2 separate regions of the Mus musculus genome follow, and region 2 is linked to region 1. Evidence: chromatin loops called from intact Hi-C (ENCODE). Cell type or tissue: left cerebral cortex. All regions are shown on one strand. Each heading gives the region's core, and the rest is flanking DNA. Links, peaks and the distances in the headings are about the cores only. Region 1 overlaps Itpr1 (inositol 1,4,5-trisphosphate receptor 1). Region 2 overlaps Sumf1 (sulfatase modifying factor 1).

Region 1 (12,342 bases), core at 1,324-9,323:
CTCTGTGTGCTGATATGTCACTGGGGCTTTGTGGCTAATGCATATTCAACAAGCTTGAGTTAGGACTGTCGATAGAACAGTAAGCAAGTAAATAAACGCAATGAGGACAGAGCAAATGAGCAAGCAATTCTATGGCCAGACTCAAGAGGTCCTCTTGCTTCCAGCTGCTTGCTGCCATAGAGTGTTGCCAAACACTGGTTTGTTTGGCTTCTTTGCTTGTTACTGAAAAGCTGGAGAGCTGGGTTTTTTTTTTAATGTGAAATCACTGAGTTTCCAAATAGTAGCAATTAATATGAGTCTGTTTAAAACACTGAAGAGGCCAGATAGAATCTTGTGTGTGGGTTTTAGACTGAAGTCTAAGAGCAGTCAGATTTTTACTGAAAATAATGTTTCCTTAAGTGAAACAACTATTAGCTCATGCGTACAGAACAGTGTGGAAGGTATTTTGTGGAGCTTGGAGGAAGGGTAGGCAAGGAAGACATCACTCCTAGTGTAGTCAAATTGGGCCAGGGCCATTTATAAGAACCCTTGTTAAGAGGGAGGACAGTGTTATGGGTGTTCCCAAGTTGGGAAGATAATTCCTGGCTCTCATTACCAAGGAAGGGGGACATTTGGGTGTTTATAAAGAAGATAGGCAACTGGCACCTGTGGTAGGCAGCTGTCCAGTATTATAACAAAACACCAGAGCCAATCAGTTTACAAAGAGACACTCTTACAAAGTCAACGATCAGTTGACCTTTGGGTCAATAGTAAGGCAGTCCAAAATTGTGGGGGCTGGTAAATTATCAAACTGGTTTATATCATGATCTACAGAGAAAAGAGAAAGGAACTAAGGAAGGGCCCTGTTATGTTTCTGTGGCAAATGATCTGAAGGCCTCCCACCAGATTCTACTTCTGTATGGGTCCATCGCTAAATAGTAGCATTATCCTGGAGACAAAGCCTCAACACAGGTGCCTAGAGGAGACATTTAAGACCAAAATTTAGGAGGGCTGTTCTAGACATCAAGGGTATGGTGTAGAAATCAGAGCAAACTTGGGTTCTGAAAACCATTGATGACTAGCTTGGCAGTAATTTGAACCTATAACATTCTGGAAAGACTCATGTGTCAAAACTTCATGTTTCAACTTGCTGATAACCAAAGGAGGTAGTTTGAACTTTGGAGAGGTAGGGCTTAGTTTGATATCTTCCAGTCATTGAGGTTATGTGTAGAAGAGGATTGTGGGACCTTGGTATGTCTCCTTCTTTCTCCTCTTCCTCCTTCCCACCCTCACCTCTGTTTTGATCTCCCCAATCCCAGTCATGAGGTAACTATGAGATGAATGGGTTTTTCATCCAAATAAACCTTTGTTTTGATCACTTGACATTCATCTCAGTTATTACAGTACCAGAACACTGGCTAGTACACTGTCTCGGGCTGTTGTATACTTCTGTGATGGCTTACTACAAATTTTCTGAAGGCAATTTCTATCCCACTCTTCTGGAAGTCTAAGAAGTCGTCACCAGTTTTTGGCAAGAGTCTCTGTGCTGTGTTATAATGTAACAGAAGGGCAAGAAAGTGCACATGAAACAGAAAATTGCTTTTATTTGGAACCTACTCTTGAGTTGATGCCATGAGTCCTATTACCTAAGGACCCTTTAAAAGTTCCACCTCTTAGTGTCATCACAATGGAATTAAATTTTCAAATGATTTGAGAAGAAACCTTACAACCATCGCAGAGGCCTTCGGTGGAAAATGTGGACAGGCTCATTGAAGGGCCCAGGCTAGAGCTCAGAAAGAACATTATCACTTTGGACATTCCTATTTTGTGGTATTTAAAAGAATGATTTAAACCAGTTTCAGTTTTAGTTTCAAAGTTAGAAACATTTTCCTGGCATGTCTTAATTATATGTGAATGTTTGAATCTGCCACATGAGATGATGGCCTGTGGGCTGTTGAGGAATTGTGGTGTGGAGAGGATGAGATGAAGTGTGGGATACTGAGAGTATGAAGTCAGCGATGGAAGATGCAGACCTTGGAGCGATGTTAGGGTTGTGTCATAAGAACTCACCAGCCCCACGGGGCATCATTTGCCTTCACAGCTCGTTAACGGAGAGGTAGCAACATGAGCACCACTTAGTTTCTTGGCTGTGTGTTGTAACGTATGAAACCACATTGCGCCTTTGTGGTCCTCAGCAAAATGAACCTGGTGCTAGCATTTGTTTTTACTTCTGGAAGACAACTTGGTCAGAGGTACTTAACCAAATATGGCATTGTATTCATTGCCTGGGAAGTTCTTAGAGAAAAGTGGCCATGGAATGCCCTGTTGCCTGTGTATCAGCAGGCTGAGGGCCCTTCTTCCTCCTCCTCTTGTCTCTGCAAAGCTAGATTTTCATACCCAGGTATATCACTTCATAATGAATAGCACTTTGTGCATTTTTCTATTATTAGGTGCTATGTTTGCCTAATTTTAGAGAAATTATATGATTTTCCCCCCAAATCTCTGTGATTATATTTTTAGACTTGCCTGGTGAGTTTTTAGCATTTTCTCCCTCTGGTGCTCAAAAGTACATGTCTGAGCTGCCTGCCTCACACCTAGAATTTATTTTTTAAGTTGATAATTGAGATACTACTTTTTCCTTTATTGGTGATATTGGGTGTAGAGTGGGTTGGGTTGATTCGAATCATGTGTTCTAGGAGTTAAGGGGAAGGAAACCTGTAATCTGTGGCCAGCTGATTTTTAGCAGATTCCAAAATGATGAGTTACATTGGAGATTTTTTTTTTCCTGCAAGTGCTACCAAGACAATGGGATTTCTACAGATGTGGGAATATAGAAGACTATTTCTCTGGCTCTCAGCATTCCTTATTGGCTGGTCAGTCTTTATCTAGGGTTGGAGCCAAGTGAAATTCCCTCCTTCTACATCATGTCTATGCCCTCATGTCTATTGGCCTCATCCTTGCTCCGGTCTTCTTTAGGTAGCCATGGTGGTGAGATGTCAGGATTGCAACTTCTCTGATATTCTCAGGGGACACAATCTCACAGAAAGCTTTCTGTTTCCTCAGCCCCTCCTCTGCAGCTACCCCTGAGCCTTAGGTGCAGAAGCTGGGCTGTAGATGTGTCATGTGGTACTGGGCTCCATGACTGTGCTTTGTCATTGGTTGTAGTAGTGGTACCCGTCTGTTGCAAAGAGAAGTTTACTTGACTGGGGTGGAGAACTATACTCACACGTGGGTATAAAAATTCACACTATAGTTATGAATTCTGTTGGTTTAGCAACAATTGGTTAATACAAAATAGCAATTGTTTAATACAAAAATGGACCAAATGTTTAAAACATAAAACTATGAGACTCCTATTGAAAACAAAATACAGCTTTAATTCTTCATGGTTTTGGGCAGGTAGTAACAAAACAAAACAAAACAAAAAAAAAAAAAAGAAGAAGAAAGAAAAAGTAAGTACAGAAAAACTGAGCATCTTTTAAACTCAAAACACAACTAAGGGAGGAAATATTTATTAATGAGGTTTTGATTGGGAACTAGCATTCAGAATACATAGAGAATGATCACATCCTAACAGTTGAAATAGAAGTAAACCAATTTGAAAACACAGTTGTCCAAAGCAATTCCACAATTACTAGAAATTTTGAAAGATGTTCTGAATCGTTAACTCATTAGGAAGATGCAGATCTTAACCATAATTGGAAGTCAGTTGCTGTAAAGAAGATGGACCATAAAGAATGTTGCTATAGGCTGGGGATACAGTTCAGCATCAGAATGTTTGTGTAGTATGCACAAGGCCTGAGGTTCATTCCTCAGTACAGAACTGGACATGATGCTACTACATGTCTATAGTCTTTTGTCTTAGGGAGGTAGAGGCCATCATTGGCCACTTAAACACTATCTAAAGCAAAACAAAAGAAGCTATGGCAGAAAAACAAAGAAATACTGGCAAGACCTTGTAGAAATCGTAATCATCATATGGCACGGTTAGAGTGTTTAAAATTGTGCAGTGACTTTGTAAAACACATAGGCAAAAGGTCAGACATAGCCAAGCCATATGACCGAGCAGACACACTTCAAGGCATCTAACCAAAAGAATGGATATTCATAGTGGCTTTATGAATGATAAGTAAAGTATGGAGATAGCAGAGAGGTTTGTTGATTGATAAATGGAGAAACAAACACAATGAAATATTTTTCATGCATAAAGAGGAAAGAAATGCTGATCTATGCTTCATTGTGCATGGACCTTACACATGTAATAATGATTGAATGAACCTTGTTGCAAAAGGCTGCAAAGTCTCTGTTTATGTGACGTGTTCAGAATCCATACACTTTTAGAAAGTAGATTGCTAGTTATCAGGCCTCAAAGCATGGGAGAATGGGTAGTGCCTACTAATGGACATGGGTTTTGTTTTGTTTTTGCCCCTAGGGTAATAATACAAATACTCTATATTTGTGTTGTAGTAGTGATCATATAAACTCTGAATTGTCTCAAAACTGCTAAACTATATTGTGTATTTTGTTAGGTTTGAATGAAATCTTAGTAAAAGTGGCTATGTGTAAGATGTTTAAGCTTACTGGTCGTAACACATGCAAGTAGAACATCAGAGACACATTACATAAAATAATAAAATATCTACTTTTGTCTAAAAGACAAGAAAGTGAAAAGAGAGTATGTGGGGGAAGGAAATAAGATGAAGTCTGCTCTGAGAATGAGTTTTTGATTGTGTCTGAATATATGTTTCCTGTGGGAGGCAAATACATTGCAGGCATATGTGCTGGCAAGGAGGCTGTTTGGAATGAAATGAACCCAGGGTTTGTGCTTTGGGGTTTATAGAGTTATGAAGGCAGGAAAGAGGTCAAGAAGACAGAATGGAGGTCAGAGGCTTAGCTGAAGCACTGGCAGAAAAAAAGCCACAAGTGGGTTTCTCAGAGAGCTGCTTCTATGTTTTCTTCATTTGGGAGCATAAAGGCATATGCAATTTTCTTGTTTTCTTTTGAGATGGAGTGCTACATAGCTGTGCTGGCCTCTGACTTGTTATGTAACTGAAGTTGACCTTGAGTGGCTGAGCATCTTGCCTGGGCTATCTGATGCTGACATTTTCGATGTGAACCCCTGGCAGTCGAGGGATCTGACCATGAAAGCAGATGTCTAGGGTTTGACAAGGGCTGTCTAGCTGTCATGACAAGTGGAATAAAGAAGCCTTTCTCTTCTATGTTGGCAGCAGTTTGACTAAGTAAGGGCCTCCTGATTTCTCCAGGAATGGGTACAAGTGAGGGAACTGGTCTAGGAATCCTATAGCTGTGAAGAAAGCACCACAGGAGGTGGAGCCTATGGGAGGAAGGCTCAGGCTCCTAAGGAACAGATGCTGTGCTTCAGATATGGGAATGCAGGGGAGGGACCTCTAGCAATGTCAGCCTGATCACCAAGATGCCTGTGGAAGTGCCAGTGAGAACAGATGGCCACTGGGAGTCTTCAGATGGGCGGCCCTGCGAAGGAAACCAAATCCTGTATGTAGTATTCCAGCTGGAATCTCACCATAAGGAAACATCAGATAAACCCAAAGGAGGAACAAACATGTTTTCTTTCTTTCTTTTTATTTTTTTCCTAGTCTGGACAAAAAATAGCTGTTGAAAGATAGTATCTAAGTACAGTACTGATCTTCAGTTGGATCCTGAACTGGAGGTCAGAGAGAGTGCTGGGAAAACATTGAGTTAAATGACAAAACGGGAATGTGAACCATAAGTAACATAAACATAACACCATTAACATTAAATTTGGTGGAACTGATAGCTGTCCAGGAATACATATATCTTACATTAAATCTTGCATGATGTATACAACTCAATCTCATGATGTGAGATTCTGGAAATAATTTCATGTACACATGAGATTACTATGTACATATCTGTATATGTGCATATATCTCTGTATGTGAGAGAGCAAAGCTAGGGTCTTACTCGTGATAAGCAAATGCTCTACCACCATAACCCAACACACATGCATATGCGTATGCACTAAGAGTGAAATGTTGAAAGGCTGGTGCTAGGTTTAATGCTGTTTACCTTGTAAGCTTCCTATAACTTTTCAACTCTTTCTGAATAAAAATCTAGGAAAAGTGTGTCCGTGAATGAAGAAGTTAGCCTTTATATTTTAATTTCCTGCCCTTGGGGCCAGAAGGGTGAAAGGTGTTCCTGTGGCTCAGTTTGCTCTACGATACAGATGGAACCAGAGAGGATGGAACACGGGAATGCCCTCAGGATAATGGAGGGAAATATAAGACAGGAGAGAGCCAGGGAGGCAGGTAGTAGAGTCTTAGCTTGAGACAGTACTGGGAGCTTTAATTGCTCATGGGACCAGAGACTGTTCATGTCTTGAGTTGTCTCTTTAGCAACTCTTCCTCTCACCAGAGGCATGGTGAAGTTTAAAACAACAGTGGACGATGAAAGTCAAAGGTGTTTTCTGATTGTATCATATATGTTTTTAACATCTAACATACCCATACATATATTCTAGTTATAAGGCAGTTCTAGAGTACAAAAGCTCTCCAGGGTAGGATGTAGGACAGGAGAGGCTTCTTTAGAACCTGGAGAACTTGACTTTGAGGTGAGTTCAGACTGTTATTGATGAGTGAAGATAGTCCTTGGCATGTAGTGGTACTGATGTGGGTAAGGTGTTGTGGAATACAGTTTCTACAAGAGAGAGAGCCTACTTGGTAAAGGCCCAGAAGGGTGATACATGGCACATACTTGAGAATTGTAATGACATGGAGAGGGCCAGAGTGGTGTATTCATGGAGGGGGTACATTTTAAAGAAATGGAACAGGAGAGACAGATGGGCCAAATGAAGGGCTGACACATGTGGCTGAAGTTCTTTCTACAGCGGGTAATAGTAGTTTTCAAAGCATCTGCTCATTTGCACTGACAAACTGTTTAAGATGTCCTTAGACTGGGAGATCCACCCTGATTGCTGGCAGTGACTTAGTGACTCAAGTCTGTGGCAGTTCTGTTCTTTAGTGAGTCTTAGACCAGGATCTTTTTCGGAATATAGGTGCCTGGACTCTCCTGAGCCTACATCAAAGATCATATTTTATCAAGATCTCCAGGCAAGCTGGCTGCATGGTGCAATCTGAGAAGTGCTGTATTTTGAAAACTCAGCCAACCTTTACATTGTGTGTTTCTCAATATGTTGCGGCCTCTTGAATCAGAGTCACCTGGAGAATTTATGAGAAATGAAGGTTCCTAGGCCCATCCATCTACCCTGGTACCATCTACTATATGGTAGGACATGTGGTATAAAATCTTAAGAGTTGCTCCCAATGGCAACCACCATGGAGAGCTGGATGGAAAGCATTCTTCATGATGCAACTTCCCAAATGATGGGCCAACGAACTGCATTGCTTTGAAGGCTGCCCCAGTGACTAACACATCCCTATGGGGTTTTAGACGGGGGAAGTAATTTTAGAAAGTGAATTACATTCATTATGTTGGATGGCATGATGCTTCTGAGACATCATTCTAAAGGTTCTAACATACCCTATGCCCGAGTCTTGTCTTCATCAGTCACCTTCTCCTTTATAGCTGGAGGACATTGGTTTGTAGAAAAAGTGGGGAGGAAAGCTTAATTTTACAATTCTCATGGGAAGTGATTTCATCCCCCGGAGGACATTTGGCCAACTCCTGCAGGAGTGGAGTGCAATTGACAACTATGGTTGAAAGCCCAAGGATGATGCTTGCTTAGCACCTCTTCTAGATTGCTGTATCAAAATGCCTGAGATTGGCTAGCTCAGGAGATAGAAGGTTTATTTGGCTCATGATTCTAGTGTTTGTAAGGGCTTAATATCCTCTGCAGAACTGGCACTTGGAAGGGCAAGAGAGCAGGAGACTGGAGAAGAGCCAGCCTCCCTCTGTAACAGCCTTCCTTGAGTGAACTAATTGAATCTACCAGATTTGATTCACTCCTAAAAGATAACATTCAACTGTTTGGTGAATGGAGACTGGAGCCCTAGATTAGCTCCGTTTCTCACTGCTCTAACAAAATCCCTGACAAAGGAACTTCCAGAAAGAAAGGTTTGTTTTGGCCCATGACTTACGGTTGCAGTCCATCATGTTGCTATAGGCGTGCCATCAGGATAAAAAGACGTCAGAACAGAACCAGGGAGTAGACAGATGCGTGCTGCTCTTAGCTCATTTCCTCTGTTTTGAATCTCAACCTGTAGGATGGTGCCACCCACATCTAGGGTAGGTCTTTTCCCTCCACAATTAAGCATTTCTGGAAACACCCTCATAGGCACATCCAGGGGCGTGTTTCCATGGTGATTCTGAATCCACTTGACAGTAAGGATTAACTATCATAAGCCCCATGACCTCACCACAACCTTTGCACTAGGAGCCAAGATTCTACATTGTGATTCTTTGGGAGATAACCATCTCTAAAGCCTGGCAGCGTCCTTTAGTACAAAGCAGTCCTCACCTCTAAGGGATTATTAATGGTGCCCAAAATACATATAGCATTGAGCAACTCTGTTCTTCAAAGCACACCATTTGTATGTTAGAATCATTTGTAGCATCTTCTTGAGACTTTGTGATTAGGCCCCAACATCTGAGGCAGGACTGTACTAAACCTTTGTGGTAGGAGAATTTTGACAGTCATTCTTCTTGGCAGATATTTTGAATTTTTGAAAAGTGCTTTAGTAGTGGGCTGTGTTTGCTAGGCTAAAAATAATGTGTAAGCACATGAAGCATAGGTCATGAAAGAAAGTAAGAAAACAGTTTTCATCTTCAGGGCAGACACTGGATGTCTGTAAAGTGAGCCCCAATGTAATAGTTTCTGTTTAGCTAGGCATAGAGTTAGGGTTAGGTTCACTGAGGGTAGGTATAAATACGTGCAAATATCAAATGTGGTACTGTGCAAACTGCATATCTACATGTAGGAAAATGAAACTAGGTCCCTGTCTCTCACCCTTCAGTTCAAAATGAACCAACAACCTTAATATAACATCAGAAACTCTAAAACCGTCAGAGGGGAACACTTGAAGTTATAAGTAGAGGCAAGACATTTCTCGAAGTGACTCCAGTAGTTCGGGAGATTATCCCAAGTATTGACAAATGGGATTGCATGGAATTAGACAGCTTTGGCACAGTAGAAGAAGTGATAGAGTCAAGAGACGAGCGTACAGGCTGCGAGAAAATCTTTGCGAGCTATGCACGTGACACGTACAGTTGGAGATCAATACCTAGAATATATAACAAAGTAAAAAGTTTAAGTCCTTGAAAAATCATCATTCAGTCAATAAATGGGCAAATGAATTGAACAGGCATCGAAGGAAGACATGAAGAGTTAACAGCTGTACATCAAAAAGTTCAACCTTCATAGCCAGAAGGGAAAACTACATTTAAACTAGATTTGGATTCCACCTCACCCTGGTCAGAATGTCGATCAAGAAAGCAAATGACAAATGTTGGTGAGGATGTGGGGGAAAGGAGCCCTTATTTACAACTGGTGGGAATGTAACTTCTGCAGCAATCGCTATGGAAATCAGTCTAGAGGTTCCTTCAAGAGCTAAAAATAGGACTACCCGGTGATTCAGCTCTTCCACTCCTGGGTGCATACCTAAAGGGATCTAAGCCAGCACGCCACCAAGATGCTTGGGGACATGGATTGTGATGTGCTGGTTACAGTGGATCAGATACGGAACCAGCATAGAGGCTCAACCCTAGATGAACAGATAGAGAAAGAGCGGTGCACATACTAGTGAGAGTGCAGTACGTCGCAGGAAAAGGGGTGGGTCTATCTGCAGGTTGGTGCGATAAGCAAAATCATGTTTTCTTTATGTGTAGGATCCGTATTTCAATCTATCTGTCCACGTGACACGAAATTAGGAAGGGGTTGCTTGGGAGAAGAAAACAGTGAGATGGGAAGAAAGAATGACGAAATAGATAATGAACAAAGTCCAGTGATCTGTTTGTCTTTAAATATCTCAGTGAGGCTGATGAGTTTGAGTGCTGATTAAAAATGATCTTTTCTGAATGGTGAGGGCATGGCCCCACACCCACCTGACAGGAGCTGTCTCGGAGTGCTGGGTGGAGCACAGTCCTGGGGTGGTCCAGGTTAGGTTCTCATCGTCTCTCTAAGTAGCAAGCAGGAAAGAAAGGGATAGCAAAGTATACATGGGCAGGCATCCTTGTTCTCTTCCTGTGGAGAACTGAGGCAAAGCCGTCTGCGGCAGCTCTGCTCGGCTGTTGGTTCCTTTTCTATTTCCAGTCCGTACCCACTGCACAGATGAGGAAATCATCTGTGGGGCTACGGGCCTGGCTCCCGAGCAACTGACTCCTCTGGCTTCTTTCTTTGTGTACACAGTGATCTTCCTTCCCTGCCAGCGGCCTGTACCTGCCAAGCTCCGCCGAGGGCTTCGCTAGATGGCTTTCGCATCTCGGCTTGCTTTTGTGTCCCCGTGTCCCCGTGATGCAGACACTCTTCAGGCTTCCCATGGTGCCTGCAACCAGGTTTTACTGACTTTAAGTGAAAGGCACATCACATCGTGGGGCAGAAACAGCCTACTTTCCTTTTGTGTAGTGAAAAAAAAGTGTACTTTTCCAGGAGACTCTGGGAAGGACCAGCCTGGTAACTTATGTAACTCCTTTCATGCCAGGCTGCCTTAAGCCTTCCAAAGCCCTTTGGTGGCTATAAGCTGGCGTGGCTAAGGCTGCAGGTTTTGAAACACCAGGCCTGGTGCAGTGAGATCTCTTTGCTTTTGACTCTGAGAGGTGAAATGAGTTCAATATAGCAAGAGTTTTCACCCCAAAGCCTACAGTGTTGTTTGTGTCACAAATGTGACTTTTCTCGCTCTACCCCCGACTCTCCATGTGTCCATGTGTTAGATTCTTTTTATTGGATAGATCCATCCAGCATTCCTTTTTTTCCCCCCACAACCTTCTCTCATTCCCTTTATGTTGAATTACAGCTTCAAAACAAAACAAACAAACAAGCCAAAACCTCCTTGAACCAAGTGAATTCTTTGGGTTTGGTTAAAAAGTGTAAGCTTGAAAATAAATTTCAAAGGTGGTTTTTAAGACTTTCTATTGAACAAAGAGTAAAACCTGGAGACTGGAGAACGGTCGGACGTGCAGCGCCGACCTTCAGCAGTGACGAGCCAGCACCTTGCTTCATGGACTTGATTAACGTGATGTCATTTCCAGACATTGTGTTATTTGGTTTGAGAGGACATTTTCAAGTTGCTTCCAATTCCAGCTGTTGGGGTAGAATCGGCAACCCAGGAAAGCCGTCCTGTGCTCTGTTGCAGGCCCCCTGGGCCAAAAGGGATCAGGCCTGAAAAACTGCATTGCCTGAGTGAGTCTGTGTTGGTGACACAGAAGACTGAAGCCATAGGGGAAGTTGGTGATGTCATCTCTCTCGCTTTCCCCTCCCCTTCCCACTCCCAACCCTGAACCCTGACCAAACAAAGCATATTTTTCTAGTGATAGAAATCAGACACTTTTGACCTTTTTCTTGAAGGGAAATTTTGTTTTTCTTCTTCCTTTTCCTTATCAGCAAGATCTTCCTTTTCATGGAACCATAAAAAGAAATTCATTGTTTGAGGTCTTTTTAAATACATGTATGTATATATACGTCCATCTATGTACACATATATATGTACAGACGTTAAATGTATCACTGATTAAATTTTACCTACTCATTTCATTCCCATGCTTGAATATACCGAAAATTACTCTTTCCCTAAAACGCATCTGATCTCTCCAAGCACCAGCATCCCACTCCCCAACAGAGGTGACCACTGTTTTGATATTGTCAGGAATTTCATATAAATGGGGCCACTCTGTGTCAACAGACTCATTTTGTTATCACTGCCTTGTGACCTTTCACTCAAAGTAAAATAATATTTGTGAAACCTGTCCCTGCTGTTTTCGTGTGACACTGGCTTGCTTTTTAGGGCAGCATGGCCTCCCCGCATCTCGGTGTTGCGTGACTGTGCCGTTTGCCTGCCCACTGTTTCACAGCAATGGTATTTAATTGACTCATCACTGTGTTAGGATGTGTTCAGAGGCCTTCAAGTGAAGTAGCTGATTTCATTTTGAAAGTTAACTTGTGATCTAGCTCTTGTGGCTATTCCCTGTGGAGATAAGAAACTTAAATATGTAGATAATTTCCCCCAAATTATTCAAAATGTAAGCGATGGAGCAGACTATACTCCTGAACGTTGGAGGATGCACACAGATCTTCACTTCCTCTTAATTACAGGGCATTGAATGGAAGCTCTTATATGAATAGAGAGGGCTTTGCAATCTCCAAGGGATGATTGAAGGGGGAAGACAGGAAGACTGGGAAAAGTTTAGTTTTCT
Region 2 (12,342 bases), core at 1,855-9,854, 190 kb before region 1:
GATATTGCAGCATCCTGAGAGCGGGAGTGATGGGTGCTGATCATCAAATCTGCCGCTCCCCAACCCCCTTTAAAGAAAGGCACTCTGCTTTCAAACATCCCATAATGTAAAACATTGTTCTACATCACAATTACTGCCTTTTTATGCCATCTGATTCCCAAAGATGAACCTGAAAACAGGAAGTATTATTTTAAGGATAAGGAAATTGGAAGCCTGAGAGTAATGACATGTTTGCCTTGTCCTAGGCTCACAGCTATTGAGCAGAGAGGGCTGTGCAGTCATAGAGTCCACGCCATCAGAACACCATGGACCCTCAAACTGACCTTGCCTCTAAGCAATCAACCATCTTCGAGATGTCACAGAATCTCTTCCCAAGGTACAAAATAAGATGTCCCAATAATTCTTTTATGCTCAGTATTCACGTGAAAGGGAATTTTAAGAGTAAGTACATAAAAGCACTACTGAGAATAAAGCTTTTTGAATTAGGTGAAATGTTATTTATTCCCTAGGAAAGAATCAATGAAAAGTGTACCCTAGCTGGGCATGGTGGTAAATGCCTTTAATCTCAGCACTTGGGAGGCAGAGGCAAGAAAGAAAGAAAGAAAGAAAGAAAGAAAGAAAGAAAGAAAGAAAGGAAAGGAAAGGAAAGGAAAGGAAAGGAAAGGAAAGGAAAGAAAAGAAAAGAAAAGAAAAGAAAAGAAAAGAAAAGAAAAGAAGGAAAGAAAGAAGGAAAGGGGGAAAGGGGGAAGGGGGAAGGAGGAAAGGAGGAGAGAGAACAAGAGAGAAAGAAGTTTAATTATTGCATTAAAAGAGGAAGGGGAAGGTGATGGCAGAGGAAGGTCAAAGGTAGAGGGAAGTTCAAATTAGGAGCACAGCCTATGTGAGAAACACAAACCAAATGAACAGCTTCCCAGGTTCTCATTAGAGAAGCACAGACTCCTGCAGTGGCGAATTCAAGCAGTGCCCCCTGCTTTTGAGGTGAAGGAGAAGAGCCATTTCCTTCGTTCTGTTTGTTCTACTCATGCTAGGTCAAAAGGGAAGAGAATCCTTGAAACTTCATCCAAGTTGCTCACACCAGGATGGATGGCACTCCATTGTCTAAAAACCTACAATTTTTGCTTCTGGGATCATGCATAAAATATGGTATTAAACACACTAATTCTACTCACAGAATAAGGAGCATGCAAGTAAACCTAGAGGCTGATACTTATCACATACACACTATATGTAAGTACTGCCTTATGTCTTACATCTGTAAAACGGCCAGTCACTGTAATAAGTTCAATTATTATCATTATTATAAGGTAACCTTATAATGTATCGTTTAAATAAATGTTTAAAAAACAAAGGCTTTATTAACTATTAACAATCATGCCAGCACAGGCATGTGCAGACCCTCAGTCATTTGCCCCATTTTTTTTCAAATAAAGAATTAAGGACGAGACAAGGTGAGAAGCCTACCAAGGTCAGAGGCAGGTCGGGGTCAGGGTTCAAGCCCAGGCCGTCAGGTGGTCTGTGTGGGCTACCTCATATAGCATCGTATTTTTGCCACAAATGACTCAGCTGTTCCAGCTGAGGCACATACGCCTTCCTTTCCAGAGTCTTTTCAGGAAAAGGCCTACAACTCATGAAGAACCATGAGTGACTGGGTCACTGATTTTAAAGGACACTGATTAGCTTCACCTGTCCCACATCCCCACTGGGTTTTTTTTTGGGGGGGGGGGGTGAGTGAGAAAGGCTCACTATATTCCAGGCTAGCCTCAAACATTTTATATATGAAAAACTAGAGAAAGTGGTTATGGGAATGAATGAATACACAGGGGCCGGGGAAGTCATCTGACTGCCCTATTTCAGGCTAGTGTCTGGAATGGGGACTTCGTCTTATAAGACTAAGATCTTAATTTTTGGGCTCTCGGCTAACACCAGGACATCAGAACTCCTGAGCTAAGATCACTGGTGTTGGAGAACTGCTGTAGTAAAATAGCACGTGCTTCCTGCCAGGAGAAAACATGTCTACATGTATACACATTGATGTCAGAAGCGGCATCAGATCCAGGTGTGATGACCCACGTCTGTAATAACAGCAGAGACAGGGCAGGAAGCTTTCAAGTGCCGGACCAGCCTGTAACACAGCAAGTTTATGGCCACATGGGGATATATAATACGACTCCCTCCCCATCAGCAAACAAAAAAAAAAAAAAAAAAAAAAAAAAAAAAAAAGAAAGAAAAAAGCAAGGAAAAGGAAAGGGAGAAGTGAAAGGGAGAGGAGAGAAAAAAGAGGAAAAGGAAGAAGAGGCAGCTACAAGAAACAGAAAAAAAAAAAAGACATACTAGCATTTGCCACCTCATTCTACCTGTATTTCTGGTAGCATAACGCAGGCCCCCTGTCAGCAAGGGCTTTGCTCTGTTCAGCACTTCACCATGAGCGTTCACATCTGAGACTGGGGATGTCAATAGACATGTACTGACTCCATGGCAACCACTCTACACTTAAATATCTGTGGAGTAACTGTCCGCCAGTGATTTGGGATTTGGCAAACAAGGGGAGTAAAGCTCAGAAACAAACCAACAAACAAAAGATGGAAAGGATCACTTTAAAATCTTACTTCTGCACAAAGTCAATTTGGTCTTAAACACACTGCAAAGTAGCCAGAGACATCTGCAGGATGAGCTAGACAGAAGTCAGGGCAGTACTGCAAGGACCTGAACCTGGGACCACAGAGCTCTGACCCTCACTCTTGATCTTGAGGTCCTTCATCTGTTAAGTTCAAGTGCTTCAGAGAGGCCTCGGAGGCCCTGCCTCCACTTCCATTCCATGGGAGCTATGCTCTTAGACGGTGCCTTTACCATACCACACTCTCACTGTCTCCAGAGAAACCGTGTATCCATTCTTCCAAAGATGCCAGAAAAGCAACTACAATCTTCTTTTAAATGCCTCATTCAATGGTTTCAACGCAACTCTGGTAAATGAGCGGTAATTTTAAAAATTAAGGATATGAAGAGTCTAAGTGCTAAAAACCAGTCAGCCTAAATACAGAGGCATTTTCCAGCCATTGCTGAAAGAAAACAAGTCACATGGATATCTGTACCAAGGCAACTGCTTTTCCATTGTCTAACGAAAGCAGTACACTGTTCTGTGACAGTGTCTCCTAAGGTATAGGTGCTCCTTCATGCTCAGAAAGCTGGGCTGATCCTGTACATCCAGGTGTACCCAATCCTAATAGATTTGCACTAACATGTATAGAAATGAGTTTCTGTCATTGTAAACAATACATACATCCTTTTCTAAAAGATTTATCTGATTTATATGAGTACACTGTACCTGTCTTCAGACATACCAGAAGAGGGCATCAGATCCAATTACAGATGGTTGTGAGCCACCATGTGGTTGCTGGGAATTGAATTCAAGACCTTGGGAAGAGCAGTCAGTGCTCCTAACCACTGAGCCATCTCTCCAGCCCATGATGCATACATCTTAAAGAAAGGTGACTTCCAGTTGAACCCAAATGAACCATGGAAATCACAGGGTACCAGCTACACTGACTTAACAACCTGCTCCAAAGTCCATCACTTCTACTTCTCAGAATAAGACTGTGAAAGCCCTGGTCCTGCAAGCCAGGTCAGATAGGGTTCTAAGCATCCCTTAAAGTGGAAATGATGAACCATTCCATTTTCCTAGGGACTCAACACATTCTCATGCAACCCCAGTGCTCTGCCTGATACTTCATCAACAACTTAAGGGAGAATATAACAATTAGCTTATACCAAATGGCATTTTAACTTCGACATTATTTTCAAAGAACTACTTAAAGATTTCTGTGATTTTATTTGGACAGTCTGAAAATGCGTAAGTGCTAAGCGCCCAGTGCTGTGAACTGTCTCACTGGATGAGATGCAGTGTTTACTTCCTGTACTGGGTATGAAGTAGAGGCTGCCCACGGGAAGAAGTGTTATTTATAACTACATGCTAACAGATGGCATAGCTCTTCTCCACATCTCTAAAAGGGTCCAGAAAAAATCTCTTCCATGTATTAGATTTCAGAGTAAGGTGTACGCTTGTAGCTTACAAATATTTCTTTTAAACTTTGATTACATTAAAACACTAGTTATAATTAGCATTTATGACATGCTTACTACACACCAGCTTTACACTAAACATTTTCCTCATAGTACCAGGAAAACCTCTCAAGAGACTGGAAAAAAAGACTATTTCTTTGCTTTTTCTAATTCCTCTTACTTACTTAGTGTTTGTGTGTGCACGTATAGTTGAGCAAGGCGGTGACACAGCCTGGGGTGGTAAAGGCACAGTCTAAGAGACCTCCGAGGCCTCTCGGAAGCACTTGAGCTTAACAAGTGAGCGGCCTCAAGACCAAGAGTGAGGATCGGAGCATTGTGGTCCCAGGTCTGGGTCCTTGCAGTTCTTCCCTGACTTCTGTCTAGCTCATCCTGCAGATGTCTCTGGCTACTTGTGTTTAAGACCAAACTGACTTAGTGCTTTTGTAGACATAAGATTTTTAAGTTATCCATTTGGACAGCACACATGGACGTCAGAGGAAAAACTTCAAGAGTCTGTTTTCTTTCCATCCACAATATAAAGATCAAACTCAGCCTATCAGGCTTGATGACAGCAAGCTGACCCTCTGAGCCATCTCCTCGGCCCAGACTACTATTTCTTCACTAACAGACAAAGAAACTGAGTAAATGCATTAAAACCTGCCTCAGTCTATTCAACTAGTGGGTGGCTACACTGGGATCCATCTTTAAAACTAAATTATTCCAAACATCACGCTATACTGCGTCCCTGCACATGACTAAATAAACATGCATTCCTAAGTGCTTAGGTGTGTTCACTTGCTTTTCAAACATCTCCACTGCATGAATTAAAGATGCTATGTCTACAAACGCCCAAAACTTTACACACAAATGGAACATGAGGAGATTTCTGATAAATGTTGCTAAATAAATGAAATACCAACATTGCTCAGTATCTGGGGAGGATTGGACCCAGGACCTCCTGAGGAACTCAAATCCACATCCTTTATGCAAAACAGAGCAGTGTTGGCATATAACATATACATCTTGCTATGTAGTTGGCATCATCTCAAGATTTCATATAATTTCTGACATCACAGACATTACCCAAATCTCTATCATGCTACATTGTTTGAGAAATAATAAGACCAAAAGGTCTGGGCAGTTTTGGGTACAATTTTTCAGGTTAGTTAATGGAACCCTTAGATGCAGAACTTTTTTGATATCAAGGGCTATCTCCATGAACTCACGCCAGAGTGACGTGTGATGTACGTACACATGTATTAAAAATGGGTCCACAGAACCACGTCAAAAAAAAATCACAGTATAACCTGATTAAGAAGAAAAGATAATTTGACTGTTCTATTTTCTCATCAGGCTTTATTTCAGAGCCTTGAGGGAAAGAACAAATGAGTCACTGTGTGGCAGAGGGAAGGCACTACAAGGAAGATACAGAAATGAAGTGACACACTGCTACTTTATCCTTCATTAACAAGTTAGGTGCCAGAGTTAACAACAACAACAAAATCCAAGAATTTGCCACATCGGTAATTTTAATAGTAACCTAGCAGAAGTAAGAGCTGGAGATGGCAGGAAGGCCAGGATTCTATGCAGAATCATAGACACTGCAGACATAACTTATCCCTCCCCTTTGCTTTTGGAAAGAGGTGCTCATGACACAGCAATTCATGCCTCCTAAATCATCTTGCATATTCTTAACACTTCCTGGACTAACATATGTAGCTTGTGACTCAACATTACTACAAAGAAGTAAGTAGCCCTTTGTATTGTGCATTTGAAATAAAGTCCAGTAAACCTGAACAAGTCTGGGGATTGAAAAAGCTGGAATTGAGTCCTGACTACAAATGAGGCTCAAAGGCCAGGTGAAGTCAGCACATCTCTCCACTCCATGAATTACCATGAAAAATGGTTCTGAGAACACAGACCTTCTTTCACACAGTTAGAAAGATTTTAAGGATATGATGTGCGTACATTCGTGTGTGTGTGTGTGTGTGTGTGTGTCTGTGTAGAAAAAGAGAGGTGGGGGAGGGAATGAAGGAGAGATAGAGATAGGCAGACAGACACATAGACAGATGACAGACAGATGGATGAGTGGGTGGGTGGGTGGGTGGATGGATGGATGGATGGATGGATGGATGGACATAGATGGATAGTGCTACAGCACTTACACAGCTGTGCTTAAGAAAGCACTCTAATTCATGGAAACGAAACTTGCATCAAAACAATGCACACCCACTTTGACTTTGACTTTCATTCTCAATAAAAGTACTACACAACTTTATATGATTTTGTTTAAGCCAAAATACAGGGCTTGGTACATGTATAGTGGTAGACTGCTTGCCCAAGCATGCATGAAGTCTTCGGTTATATCTTCAGCAACACATATACAGCAAATCAAAACCGAGTTCACCATCTTCAGCCACATAGAGGAATAGAAGCTATTAGGTCCAAATGAAGTTCCAATTCCAGACCCCAAAAGGCAGTCCAAATATCCAGAAATGGGCTCAACATGGATGTTGGGAGAATTTCTGGTAGTTACATAAAAGCCAGCATTCCTCAGGAACTTGTGAAATCAGTTCCCTATCAAATGGACTCCTTTGCCTTATCACTGGCTGATGGGACAAATGGCTATTTATGGTGCCTAATAACATATTAAAGCAGACCAGACGCTGGCTTACAGGCTCCCTCAGGACAAGTACCTGCAGCACATTTCAATGTCCAGGCTGGCATCTAGCCCTTCTAACCTCCTCCCCTACCTCACACTCCCTCCCCAGAGCTCCTCATTCTCCTTATAACCCTGCAATTCAGTCTGTCTGTCTATCAATCTATCTTTCTTTCTATCTCTCTCTCCCTCCCTCCCTTTCTCCTCTTCCTTCTTCCCTCTTCCTCCCTCTCTCTCCCTCCTTCCTGCTCCTCTCATTCTGTTTTTTCTACTCCCTGCTGGTCTCCCTTCTCTCAGAGCCCAGGCCAGGTCTCATGGCCATGTTTATTTCTATCTCTTTCTGCTCTGGACTTTCCCAGAAGCCTCTAGCTGTTCTCTCATTCATGTTTCTCTCTCTCTCTCTCTCTCTCTCTCTCTCTCTCTCTCTCTCTCTCTCTCTCTCTCTCATATCTACAACAAAAACCTCCCCTTTAACCATTCCAAGGAGCAATTATGTCATTATGTTATACAGAGGTCAGCCTGGACTGCAAACAATCCTATCTCAAACTTAACAAACAAAACCCCAAAAGGATGAACACAAATCTATAAGCTCACATGGAGGCCTGCTTCTAGCTGAAAGAGATGGCAGCTTTCTGCAATGATTCCACTTCGGCTTGATCAGTACTCAAGGAAAAAAAATGTCCACAAGTATGAGTTGATCATATATAAGAAATTATAAATATATATATATATATATATATATATATATATGTCAGAATCTAACATATGCTAATCTGTGTTGACTTGAGAATAATAAAGCAGAGCTCCACCTGCAAATGTACAACAAAAAGTCAGATCTGACAAAGTGTTGAGGCTATGCTACTATTTAAGGCTCAGTCACAAATGAGACATCTATACCAACAGCCTCTGTCTCCCACACCAATGGCTCAAGAAACATGAGCAAACAGAGGACAGAAGATAGTAAGAGCCAGAGGATGAGAAGAGAGCTGTGAGATGCTGCCTTCTGGATGCGACATACTCATGGACTCACTGTAGACACAAGTTGCCTACATAGGACCAAGTCAACAAGACCTCTCAACATTCTAACAGGAAACACCGACTGAACCCACTGGGTTACTGGTGGGAGTGCTCACATGATGGGATGAGGATTAGGAGTGGCCAGGGGGGATGGAAGAGGGGAGTTTGAAATGAACATGGTCAAGATGCATTATTCACATGTATGAAACTGACTAAGAATTTTTAAAAGGCATTCTATTTTTTAAAAATCCATGTATTAGATTTCAGAGTATAGTGTATGCCACGGAGTGGCATGTTGGGTTGACTGAAATATTGAGAAAAACCATCTACCCACTGAAGTCTCAGGAACAAAGAGATGGTCAAGAGGCCCACAGAGATGGCAAGTCTGGTGGAAACAGTCTGGCCCTCAGTACAGTGCTAAGCTGTCAGCCCACTCACCATCCAAACCAAGATAAGACAAAGCAGCCTCAAGCAAATGACCCAAGATCTAAGCCCAAATTCTACCCAGAATTCAATGCCCCGTCCTGTCAGAGTTATAGGCACAACTAAGGGGGTCAGAGGCTCTGGTTATCTTTGTTGGTCCCCACGAGCCTATTTAGGTTCAGAAAGGGACAAAGAAGGCGTAAAACACTTTCAAATGAAAACTGCGTATCTGGGTTTAGGGTCTAGATTCTAGGCGAGGTCTAGGTTAAGGCATTAGTAGGGAGAAATCCACCCAATGCTGTGTGAATGATAAGGTCCACAGTCAGGGCTCAGCATCTGCCGGCCAAGGCCTGTGATGCTGATGTTTGTTTACCTAGCTCACGCCAAGTGCCTAGTGGCGCTGCTCAGCAAACACAGGTAAATACCATGATCTGGCCTATTAAACAAAAGGTGTTTCTGAGGAGAAGAACTGGCAAAAAGAAAACACTCCCACTCAGGGGTACTCAGAAATGGTAATTAGCTCTCATTTGTGAGTGCATTTGCTGAGTGCTGACTATGCTACAGGCATGGGGCTCAGCAGCACTAGTCTTTCTTTTTAATACAAGGACACGATGTTGAAATTTTTGTTCATTTTCTCTCACAGAACAGGAAGCAGAATCAAAGGATTTCATCCTCTTGTCCCAAAACTATTACATCACCCGGTGATACCTGTATGCAGCCCTCCATTTAAATCATTTACAAGCTATCCTGCCAACTGCTAGACGATCAGCTGTACCATCTTCAGTGGTCCTCTACTCTCCCAGTCAAAAGCAAGCAATAGTTGCCCACTTTGCCTGTTCCCTGAGAACAACTTGCTACATCCTTAATGCAATTTACAGACATCTTAGTCAGGCTTTCCACTGCTGTGATAAAACACTGTGACCAAAAGCAACCTGAGGAAGAAAGGGCTGGTTTCACTCATAACTCTCAAGTCATATACATCACCAAGGGAAGTCAGGGTACAAACTCAAGGGAAGACCTGCAGCAGAGGAATGCTGCTCACTGCCTTGTCCCCATGGCCCACTCAGTCTGCTTTCTTTTACAGCCCAGGTCTCCCTGCCCAGGGTGCTGCCAGCCCCAGGGAGCTGGGCCCTTCCACATTAATCATCAATTAGAAAGATTTCCATCCTATCAGCTGGCCTAAAGCCAATCTGATGGAGACATTTCTCAATTGGAGTTTCTCTTTCCAGGAAATTCTAGCTTTTTGTCAAGCTGACAAAACCAACCAGGACAACAGATGAAGGACTAGTAAGCCCAACAAGGGTGAGATGACTCACCTCTGGCCTTGTAGCATTTTAAACTACAAATGGAGACACAGCTTCTGACCTCTATTCCATTGCTTAACTACAGTCATTACTGAGTACAACAGAAAGCGCATTACTGAGAACAACAAAGCACCCACTGGCAAACCCTGCTCTTCTCAGTCAACATTGCTGGCCCAATCAGGTGTCATACACTATAAAAGACAGAGCTCATAAAAGCCCTTTAAGTAGATGGAAGGAAGAAACATAAATTGTGAGTCACTTTCTAAAGCCCCTAACTAGTTAACCAAAAGAAATCTATGTTCATTTCTAGTTCTCCCATAATGGGGTAGTGATACAAAGCCAGAAGAGGAGAGAGAGGAAACAAGTATGTCCACCCATGGGGGAGAGCTAAGGTACTGTGTTTCAGGATGAGGGTAAACTGAAAACAATGGCTCCAAGGACCAGAGGAACTGTAAACCATGAGTGTGGTTGTGGTAGGGGAACTTTGCTTCTAAATTCCTTAAAAAGCCCGGCCCTGCCATTCTGCTCTTTGGATCCCACTGATGTAGCAGGGTGATGTGCTGCCATCATTTGATGTGCTTCTTCTTGAGATGCCGTCACAGCTCCCACAGTGAAGAACAAACAGTTCTTCCACGTTACACACACACAGGAAGTCTTGTCACAGTGGACCTGGATTTTCCAAGGCTTTCCTCCAAAGAACCTTCTTGACAACAGGGCCTGGCTACTGTGTCCCTGTGTCTACTGCGTCCCTGTGTCTGTCAACCCCCACAGCAAGGACAGCTCCGTAACCCAGAGAGAACTGTGCCAATGTGGGCTGACTGGTGCTCCAGAGCTCTTGCTTCAGCTCTCTGTTCAGTGTCCTCTTCACGTACAAACAGCCAGCTCTACTGGAAAGGAAAGCTGCTACAAGCTGAACACTTCTACACAGAGCTGCCCTGAGGTTTAAAAGATATTTTTTTTTTTCAAATATCAGTATACTGAAAGTCTGATGGTTCAATTGCATAAGCTGTTTCATATACAAATTTATTCAAAATAGTATTTAAAATCACCTTCAGGCTCTTATGTAAGCTATGTATGATATGGAAGCATTTCATATGCACACTTGGATTCTACCCTTGAGATAGTGCAAAACGTATACATAAATTTCCCACGGTCCAAAATTTAAATCCTTCAAGCTCCAAGCATCAGTGTGCTTTGGCACGTGCTCTGGACATTCTGCCACTGATGTGGTTCGGAAGAAAGTAACAGAATTGCCCTGAATTGTAAGTTATATCAGATATAATAGAATAAAAGGGGATACTTACCCAGAAAAACGAAGACTAAGAGGCAAATGCTATGGGGACCTTCAGGACCTTGAAAAGCTTCCAGGTCAGGAGAGAGCAGAATAAAAACCAAGGAGTTAAATACTCTCAGGGAGTGTTTGGCTGGACACAGCACCTTTCCATAAAGCAACTTTCTGCCCCAGGCGTTGGAGTTCCTGCTGGCCAGGAGTGTCTTCAGCTTTCAGGGTTATCAGTGAGTCCTGCATGACTGAATTCCCTAACGAAGAAGGCGGGGAGGACACTATATAGTATCCCACTCCCTGCTCAGGAAGTTGCACCAGGGGCTTCTGAGAAAGTGTTTATTATGAAGATGGAAACAAATGTCATCTCAGCACTAGAACTGGTGGTCACTTTCACTTGAGAACACCCACCCGCCCCCAGAACACGTTTGCAAATGCCGTCAAAGGTGCCAGACACTGGAACTGTAGACATCATCCACACTGACTTCTCTGCCTCAGTAGTTCTTGTGTGCTGTAGGAAAAGCTCTACCCAGAATTGCAAACAGCAGTGGGTACCCACAAGGACTTCCTCCAGAAAGACTTCCAGCTTCTACTAGGACAAAGTTAAAATTATATTTTTATTTCATTTTTGAGATTATAATTTAATGACAACATTTCTCTCTTTCTTTCCATTCCTCCAAACCCTCCCTCCCATATGTCCTTCCACATTCAGAAAATTATTTTTTGAAAGTCTGGAGAAGCCAACAGTACAACCACTTTGCATTGTCCTTGGCACTCATTAAGCATATTTGTAGTCACATTAGCTGTCAACCGCTAGAAACAACCACACTTTTTCCACTTTGAACTCTCATACCTCAGAAGATCCTCACAAAGGACACATGACCAAAGGTCTTCTAGCAGGTAAAAATTCCAAAGCAACTTCCTGGTTCTAGTATAGACTAGGCACTAAGTATATGCTTGATGAATGAACATGCCTATGAAGGCATCGTACAGACAGAGAGGGACAGCCAGCCAGCAGCATGCGGTCTTTGTTCTACGTGCAGTGGTAGAAGGCCGCAGAGGGGTTTATGGATGAGAGACATCTAGCATAGCAAGTAGAACCTAAATCAAGCATAGCTTTAGGACTTACAAAGGAAAGCCAGTCTGAACCCTAAGCACAACCAAGCAATGCGGAAGAAGTATCTGGGCAGAGGCAGTAAGTCAGCACGGTTACTACCCATTACCATGCTGCTCTCAGACCAGAAGACTGGTTGGTGTGTGTGCCAATTTACTTAGTCCACCATGTGCAGAGAGGTAAGGGTTCAGAGAGGAGTCCATAAAAACAAGCAAACAACAAACACTCCATGTGCCACAGAAGGCGGAAAGGATGAGCTTAGAGCCTCCCTGATCAATTCCCTAGGACATCAAAACAGGCGAGAGAAAAGACACACACTTCGCAACTGTCTGGAACTATACAGTACGATATATGGTCAAAACCCATGTTGAAAGCAAGCTGACAGATGTCTAGCTAAGCCTTGGCAGGCAGGAGAGGATGAAGGTGTCTGGACTATAACAGCATGGAAGCATGAGCAAGGTTTGTAAGTAAGGATGACCAAGCACTG

Evidence for each region. A loop is a pair of places that touch in the nucleus more often than their neighbours do. Peaks named below come from ENCODE experiments on the same cell type or tissue, not always from the same donor. Only the 100,000 strongest peaks of a DNase experiment are listed, where the experiment ranks them.
Region 2: it touches region 1 in a loop (2.0-fold over the local background); 2 of 42 quality-filtered maps call a loop at or near these places.

What each region holds. Positions count from the first base shown.
Region 1 is chr6:108,316,448-108,328,789 of GRCm38, forward strand. The region is part of intron 4 of Itpr1 (inositol 1,4,5-trisphosphate receptor 1); the gene reads left to right. Among named protein-coding and RNA genes, the nearest start is that of Itpr1, 110 kb to the left of the region's middle. In left cerebral cortex, for the core only: no CTCF peak of the experiment used is centred there; DNase peaks (open chromatin) are centred at 2,006, 4,796, 5,410 and 8,296; H3K27ac peaks cover 5,130 bases.
Region 2 is chr6:108,127,019-108,139,360 of GRCm38, forward strand. The region is part of intron 7 of Sumf1 (sulfatase modifying factor 1); the gene reads right to left. Among named protein-coding and RNA genes, the nearest start is that of Sumf1, 52 kb to the right of the region's middle. In left cerebral cortex, for the core only: a CTCF peak has its summit at 5,457; DNase peaks (open chromatin) are centred at 3,923, 4,330, 5,522 and 5,669; H3K27ac peaks cover 2,223 bases.